Regions from separate parts of the Homo sapiens genome. Here region 2 is linked to region 1. A link is an interaction called in ENCODE POLR2A ChIA-PET data of the cell type or tissue named here. Cell type or tissue: PC-9. All regions are shown on one strand. Links, peaks and the distances in the headings refer to the core of each region. The heading gives the core; the rest is flanking DNA.

What was found. ChIA-PET counts read pairs that join two places held together with the same protein. Peaks named below come from ENCODE experiments on the same cell type or tissue, not always from the same donor. Only the 100,000 strongest peaks of a DNase experiment are listed, where the experiment ranks them.
Region 2: POLR2A ChIA-PET joins it to region 1 with 8 read pairs; 3 of 35 experiments call an interaction of 5 or more read pairs at or near these places.

What each region holds. Positions count from the first base shown.
Region 1 is chr17:56,791,718-56,796,113 of GRCh38, reverse strand. C17orf67 (chromosome 17 open reading frame 67) reads left to right here. Exons shown (of 8, transcript NM_001085430.4): 7 at 934-1,070; 8 at 3,762-4,201. The coding sequence ends at 1,050. Among named protein-coding and RNA genes, the nearest start is that of C17orf67, 40 kb to the left of the region's middle. In PC-9, for the core only: no CTCF peak of the experiment used is centred there; a DNase peak (open chromatin) is centred at 1,923.
Region 2 is chr17:56,932,788-56,937,112 of GRCh38, reverse strand. No RefSeq gene overlaps it. Among named protein-coding and RNA genes, the nearest start is that of TRIM25, 21 kb to the right of the region's middle. In PC-9, for the core only: no CTCF peak of the experiment used is centred there; no DNase peak of the experiment used is centred there.

The DNA of each region.
Region 1 (4,396 bases), core at 91-4,090:
TACAAAATGCTTCTCTATTTCTAGTAACATTTTTATATTTTAAAGTCTTTTTGTTTGATATTAGCATAGCAACCCTAGCTTTCTTCTGCTTATCCCTTGTCTTTTAAAAAAGATGATTTTATCAGAAATGCATATAGCCATAAGTAATATATTACATGATTTAGTTACACATATTTGAACTTTATAAAAATAGTGTCACACTATAAATGTAGTTACTTGGACTTTTCACTCAGTATGCTATTTCTAAGACCCATCTATGTTGTTGTATATAGCTACAGTATAATTTATGTTCTCTGCTGTATAATAGTCCATGGCATAACCCTAACATAATTTATTGATTCATTCTCCTGTAAGTGGCTATTTGGCATGTTTCCAGTGTTTTGCTATGACAAATTTATTGCTGCTATAAACATTTTTATATGCCTTTCCTGATATAAGAGTTTCTTTTGTTCTCAGAGCAACTAGCAATATAACTATTAGCTAGGAACTTGTTAGAAATGCAACTTCTCAAGTCCCACCCAAGACCCACTGAGTCAGAAACTGTAAGATAGGCCCAGCAATCTGTGTTGTAATATCAGATATCAGGTGACTCTGATATCTGATAAAGTTTGACGTCCACTGCGCTAGGGTATAAAGTAGGAGTGAAATTTCTAGATTGCAGGCAATCAGATGTTTTCTGAAGTTGTTGTCCCATGTTTTCATGGAAATCCACCCGCTCAGCACTTAGTATTGTCAGACTTCTTTATTTTGCCCACTGGGTGGGTCAGTCTGACTGGTCTTCCCTACAGAGAGGCATGGGTGTGGCCGTTGATTTCTTCTCCCTGCCTGTCCTCCCATCCTGCCCTGTCTAGGGAGCCAGAGCCACACCACGCATATTGATCCCTTGGCTGTCACTGTGGGTGAAGCCTTCTTCAGTGTGGTTTGTTTTGACAGGAATACATGCACCACCTGCTCGCCCTGGAGCATCGCGCTGAGGAGCAGTTCCTGGAGCACTGGCTGAACCCTCACTGCAAACCCCACTGTGACAGGAACAGGATTCATCCTGTGTAAGGGGATCAGGACCAGCCTCGGTACGTCTCCTTCTCTCTCCCGGACCTCTGTCTGAGGGAGTGGTGGGGGACAGCATGGCATGGGCTGGGAGACTTTCCAGACCATGCCTCAGGGGGGCCAGCTGGTTAGCTGGTTATGGGTTTGGAATGGGGGTGGCAAGAGTGAGGCAGGAGACATAGTGGGGAGCCAGGTTGAGAGGAGCACTGGGGGACAAATGGGGGAGCCCAACTTTTATTGAATCACAAAGTGATCCCGAATGGGGAGGGACGTGACCCTATTTGCCATGCAGAAAAGCTCTCTCTGGACCCCAAATGTGGAGAAGTGTGTTTTGTTGAGACTTGGGTCTCTTCAGGTGGGCTCAGCATTCGTGGAGTCAACCTGTGACATCTACCATGATCATCACCACTGTCATCAGGATCAACAACTTCTTTCCCAGATCTCGCTCCTGTTCCCTACTGCCTTCCTGCAGCCTTCAAGGCTGCCAATCTGCCCAGCCCACCCTCTGTCTTTCCCTTTCCCTGGGGCTTCTGTTTTCAGCCCACCAGCAGGGTACTGCCCAGCTTTCCCCCCACACCCTGCATGCCCCCAACTCTGTACCTCTGTGCCTAGATGAGGCTGTTTGCTTCTCCCTGTCTGTCCTCATCATCTTCCCCCCTTTCCAAATCCTGTTAGATAAGGTAGCAAAATTCCTTCAGAGGGTAAGCCCAGTGAATTTCATTTCTCCTCTGTAAGTTTTGTGGACCAAGCAGGACAAGATATAATCAGGTAGTTTATCTTTGTGGTTAAGAGAAATCTTATACCTTTGTTGTTTATTTTGTGCTACTGTGAATTGACACAGGGACGCTCCTATTAATCACTCTTTATAATGTAACATAAATTGCCTCACATGATCCTCTTAATACCCTGGTGTCATTGCAGGGCATGCACTTTAACCCCATTTTAAAGAGGAACTAATTGAGCATGATTAAGCTACTAACTCAGGCTAAGCAGTGGTTGGTATGCTAGGCTTCTGACCACCGTAAATCTGCATGCTTTATGTGGACCGTGTTGCACAGTCCTGTGTGTGTGTGGGCATGAAATCACTCTGAGGGAGCTTTCACAGATAATGAGAGGATCACCTGCTGGCAGTGGAATAGAAGTTCTGCTTTTGAGGGGTAGGGATGGGCTACATCCCTCTTCTAATTCTTCCAGCTGCTGGAGCTCTATTCTAGGTCAGGGTTCTGGTGTGTCTGGGCTTGGCTCCCAACTCCCAGGGTGCTGGCCTCCCCTGCACCAAGGGCCTTTGTCTTTTAGCACTGGAAGCCCTCACTTGGCTTCTTCCAGAAAACAGCACTGTGGAGTAATTGGATGCTTAGGCTCTGGAACTGGCCAGAGCTGAGTTTGACTTTCTGATTTCCAGCTCTGTGCCCTTGGGCAAGTTGCCTAACCTCACTGACTCTTTGCTTCTGCCTCTGTAAGTTGGGGTAATAATGATGTCTAGGGAGCCTGGTGCATAGTAAGTGACTCTAAATATAAAAGCACTTATTACTGTTGTGCAGTTGAAGTTAAAGGAGAGGTTTCTGGGTTCAGCCCCACAGTAGTACCCTCCAAGGGTGACTGAGGCCTCTGATTCTTGGTAGGACAGGCACTGCTGGTGAGCTTGGGTGCCTAGCTCCTGCAAACACAGGGTTCCTCAGAGGCCTCACTCCAGGCAGCTCCCACTTACATAAAGACAAGGAAGCGGTGGCTGGAGAAATGTGTTAACTTGGAATTGGGAGTCAGACAGCCTTCAGATAATGAGTCCTCCAGTCACTGGCTGAATAACCTTAGAAAAAAATGCCTAATTGAATAATTTCCTCATTTGTAAAATGAGGATAGTAATGGCTCCTTCCTTATGATTCTAGGATTAAAAAAGTCAATGCCTGGAAAATAGTTAGTGTTGCCCTGGCACACAAAGGAAGTGCTCAGAAAATGATAGCTGGATGGTGTTTGTTCTTCCTTGGTCTACTCGTCCTCTTCCTTAGTCTCCTCCTTTTCCCCTCTCCTCCTCCTCCTTCTTGTTCTTCATCATCATCATCACAATCACCACCACCAACATCATCACCATCACTATCACCATCACCATCACCACCATCGCCACCATCATCACCATTACCCACACCATCATCACCACCACCATCACCCCCACCACCATCACCACCACCACCACCACCACCACCATCACCACCACCACCACCACCACCACCACCACCACCACCACCACCACCACCACCACCACCACCACCACCACCACCACCACCACCACCACCACCACCACCACCACCACCACCACCACCACCACCACCACCACCACCTCACCATCACCACCATCATCATCGTCACCATTGCCACCATCATCACCATCAACCCCATCATCACCATCACCACCATCAGCACCATCACCACCACCACCACATCACCATTATCACCACCACCACCATAACCATCATCACTATTACCATCACCACAATCACCATCATCACCATCACTGCCACACCATCATCACCACCACCACCACCACCACCACCACTATCATCATTATCATCACCACCACCACCATCATAACCATCATCACTATTACCACCACCACAATCACCATCATCACCATCACTGCCACACCATCATCACCACCACCACCACTACCATCACAATCATTATCATTATCCTAATGTTATTTTCTTGTTCTTTTTCAGCAAGCATTTTAATAGACAACAAGCTGGATAATGTCGAAGCAAGACAAGGCTGCTTCTTTCACTTGTTTTTAAATTGCAGAAATGGATGTCTTCAGACCTCGTGAACTGTGGGCATATCAAAGATTGCCTTGGAAATGGCAAATATATATACTGCTTCATTTTACTAACCTGCATAGATCACTAAAACCAATAGCTTAAAGCATAGACACCTCCCAAAGGTCTTCCCATCAGTTTGCAAGAGTGGGAACAACCAGAATCTTACCTGGGGTTGATGGAGCTGGAACTCCCAGACCAGGAGTTGGGGCAGGCTGCCTGCCCTAAGGAATTTGGGGAATCCTTGTTCAGAGTAGTGAAGCATACCACTTGGGGTTGCTGAGTTGTTTTGTCCTCTATTTTTTTCCTCTTCTTTTCTGCCCTAATAAACATTGGTATTAAATTTACTTTTAGTGGTCTCTTCCTTTCTCTCTCTCTCTCCCCCCCACTTTTTTTTTTTTGAGATGGAGTCTCACTCTGTCACTCAGTCTGGAGTACAGTGGCATGATCTTGGCTCACTGCAACCTCCGCCTCCCAGGTTCAAGTGATTTTCCTGCCTCAGCCTCCAGAGTAGCTGGGACTACAGGTGCACACCACCATGC
Region 2 (4,325 bases), core at 1-4,000, 140 kb before region 1:
TTTCACAGGCAAAAGAACTAGCCCACTCAACACGTGGATACCATTTGGTTCTAATTTTCCACTTCTTTATACTTAACAGCAGCTGTTGCAAACTTTTTCCTTAAGTCTTCTTCCCCCAATGTCAGCTTGACAACCTTTTGCAGTTCACAAACCAAGACAGGCAGGAACATGTACCTCTCCTTTGTGCCCTTCGCTTCATTGTAATGAATGCACTGATGTGTTTTTCTCCCCACTTGACTGTTCACAGCTCTTGCTTACAAGACCTGCTATGTCAGTGTAGGTCTAATCAGGAGGGAGAAACCACATAGTGATCCAAACAGGAAGAGTTTAATATAAAGAATTCCTGATTCTCACTGGGATCGGAGTGATGAGGAACTGGCTAGTAAGAAGTAAAGAGAACTCAAAATACAGGAATAGCAGATACAAGAACCAGCTACTACCCGGGGGCTGAGATATACACCCAAGGAAGAGCCCCCAGACTCTGCCCTCAGGCTGTGAGCAGACTCCTTTGGGAAGGCATGGCTCTACCTCACTGAAGGACATGAGGAGTCACCACGATACTGCACCAGCAGAACTTGCTGGAAACCTGTCATCTTCTAAATCTTGACACATTTAATTAAGCGATATTTTAAAATTGCATTTGTTAATATTGCCAAATATGTGATCTTATCAGGAAAGTCTTAAGTATTGGGAAGTTGTCAGCTCACGATGGCAGATACAAGTTTTCCAAAATTCTAATTTTTGCTTGAAAGCTCAGTTTTTCATTGGCAACAAATACTGTTTGTTCTTGAATTAAGTGGCTCACTTTATTGTCAAGAAAATGTGGGCCGGGCACAGTGGCTCACGCCTGTAATTCCAGCACTTTGGAAGACCAGCCTGGCCAACATGGCAAAACCACATCTCTACTAAAAAATACAAAAATTAGCTGGGCGTGGTGGCACGTGCCTGTGATCCCACTTACTTGGGAGGCTGAGGTAGGGAGAACTGCTTGAACCCGGGAGGTGGAGGTTGCAGTGAGTGGAGATCGTGTCACTGCACTCCAGCCTGGGCAACAGAGCGAGACTCCGTCTCAAAAAAGAAAATGTATACCAATCCCCAAGTCTGAATGACCACAAGTTTTCTGTCAGTATTTCAAGTAAAAATGGTATTTTCATGAAAAATGTGGCTAGTTGAGCTTACAATTCAAATAATTGCATAAGTGCTGTTCCTTGAGACAACCATTGTATTATGGAATGCAGAAGTGCTTATGTATTCTTATGAAGGTGTGTCTCTAAGGGTCAAGACTTAATAATGTTAATAATTGTTACTCTATCAAGGATATTAAGGGCAGTTGGCTTTGCCCCTTACTATGAGTGCGTGGCCCAGTGGTGCCACTCACTAGCAGATTTATGCTGAAGTGCAGCAGTTCATTCCGTATTGGTTTTGCTCCATCAGAGCAAACATCAATGCTGTGAAAAGACAACATAATCATAGTAGCTTTGACCTTGCAGATCCCTAAAAGGGTCTTGAGGGCAAGAGTCCATAGACCACACTTGGAGAACCACTGACATCGTGGAAAGAAAACAGGTTTTGAAGTCAGATTTGGGTCCACATCTGAGCCAGGTTACCTAGGGTGAGTGTCTTCATTTGCAGCATGGGCCTAACCCATGCTCAGACTTATAGTGAAAAATTAAAATCATGCTAGACTAGACCCTGGCACACAGCAGATGTGCAGAAGTATTGATCTACTCTTAAGCCTCTAATCAGACTCAAAAGAGGGTGATTAATAAAGTTCAACTCATTAATATTCAGAAAAAGAATAATGACTGAGTTATTAGCATGGGGTATTCTTATGATGGATTCATTTCACTTTGCAAAAGTTATATATATTTTGAGACAGAGTCTTGCTCTGTCACCCAGGCTGGAGTGCAGTGGCACGGTTTCAGCTCACTGCAACCTCCGCCTCCCAGGCTCAAGCGATTTTGATGCCTCAGCCTCCTGAGCAGCTGGGACTACAGGTGTGCGCCATTGCACCTGGCTTTTTTTTGTATTTGTAGTAGAGACCAGGTTTCACTATGTTGGCCAGGCTGGTCTGCAACTCCTGGCCTCAAGTGATCTGCTCACTTCGGCCTCCCAAAGTGCTTGGATTACAGATATGAGCCACCGCACCCAGCCTGCAAAAGTTACATTAATTTAATCAAAAGGGTATTTGCATCCTGCCTCAAATAGTTGTTCACTCTAAAGGTTCACAGCCTAAATATAAGAGTGCAATCAACACCCAGTGCATGAAACAACCAGGTGTACCCATGAGAATGTGATAGCCATGAGAATATGTCTCTCCCGTGTTCTTTTTTTTTTTTAATTAAATGACTTAAGGATCTACTGCTGGGATCTCCCGTGTTCTGATGGACTCAATGAGGAAATAATGCAGTGGTCTAAACAGTGAGTCTCAACTGGAATTTAGGCACCCGATCTTATGGCCATTGGAAGGTCTTATAATGTTAAAACCAGAAGCCACCTTCCAAATAAAGAAGCCCCACCCTCCACTTTACTTCTGAGACAACAGACTCAAGAGGAGATGACATCACAGAGATGGTGAGTGGTTAGAATGTGGCTGCCACAGTGATGACCCAGGTGCAAATTCTGCTTTGGTCTTAGTCACTTCACCTTAGGCAAGTTCTAACCCCTCTAAGCCTCAATTTCCTCATCAATGTACCCACCAACAGTAGTGTGGTGAGGACGGAATGAGATGATGCATGCAAAGCAGTTAGCACAAGACCTTGTACATCGTTAAGTGCGCATGAGATGTTATTATTTATGTTTCTATTTTGTGACTTGCCTAAGGTCCTGCTCCAAATTTTCAGCAGAACTTGCATCCCATCCTTTTAAATTTATTTTCATCTGTTACAAACAATGTGTGCCACATTTCATGTAGCTGCCATATTTAAACTCTAGTTACATCTTTGGGTAGGAGGAAATCAGTCACCTATTTCTCATCAGAGATACTTTTATCTTGTAGGGCTTGGAAGATTTCTGCTGACTACATTCATCCATTGTCTCCTAACCGTTGTGTCTTCTGATGTTGAATTGACATAGCTTTCTTCCCACTGCTCTAGCCACTTAAAACAAATGATCCCACTTTCAAAGAGGTTATATTAAGACAACAGCAGCTGGGTGTGGTGGCTCATGCCTGTAACCCTAGCACTTTGGGAAGTCAAGGTGGGCAGATCACTGAGGTCAGGAGTATGAGGCCAGCCTGGCCAACATGGCAAAACCCTGTCTCTATCTACTAAAAATACAAAAATTATCTGGGCATGGTGGCGGGTGCCTGTAATCCCAGCTACTCGGGAGGCTGAGGCAGGAGAATTGCTTGAACCTGGGAGGCGGAGGTTGCAGTGAGCTGAGATGGCACCACCGTGGTCCAGCCTGGGCGACAGAGTGAGACTGTCACAAAAACAAAACAAAAAAACCCAACCCAGTTTTGTGGGGTTATTAAATTGAACAGGAGAGAGAAGTCATTCACAGATGGATTAGTGAGAGATTACAGGAAAATAAGCACAGTGAAACCCCAGAGGAATGCAGTTGGGATATAGTGGGAATGGTGTTTGCCTCCTGTCTTCTGCAGATGCTCGCCTCAATCATTTTATTAACCTTGCAGTAACACAAACCCACATGATAAGGGACCAGATTTAGAGACACCATTTACAGGGTTTTGGCAGGGTTTCATCATATAAAATGTGGCAATTAGATCACGCCACTGCACTCCAGCCTGGTGACAGAGCGAAACTCGGTCTCAAAAAAAAAAAATTGGCAATTAAGGTAATGTCTGGACAGGGTGCAGTGGCTCATGCCTGTAATTCCAACACTGGGAGACTGAGGTGGGAGGATTGCTGGAGGCCAGGTATTCCAGACCAGCCTGGGCACATAGCGAGACCGCATCTCTACAGAAAAATAGAAACAAATTAGCTGGGCTTGGTGGTGTGTGCCTATAATTTCAGCTACTCAGGAGGCTGCAGTGGGAGGATCACTTGAGCCCAAGAGGTCAAGGCTGCAGTGAGCTATGATTGCACCACTGCACTCCAGCCTAAATGACAGAGCAAAGACTGTCTTGAAAAAATAAAATAAAATAATGATATTTGTAGGGTACATTGGGGTAAGCAGAGCTGTAGAGCTCAAAGTCTTGGAATGCAGGTAATGTGAGCCATTTGAGCATACCAGTGCTTTGCAACAGAGCAGTTGGTTTAGGGGCAAGGAATTAGTAGTTTAGGACCAGAATGCCCTGACCAGCCCTGACTATCCCTACCATCATGTTGGCCTGGCCACCATCAGCATAGGAGAAGCCATCA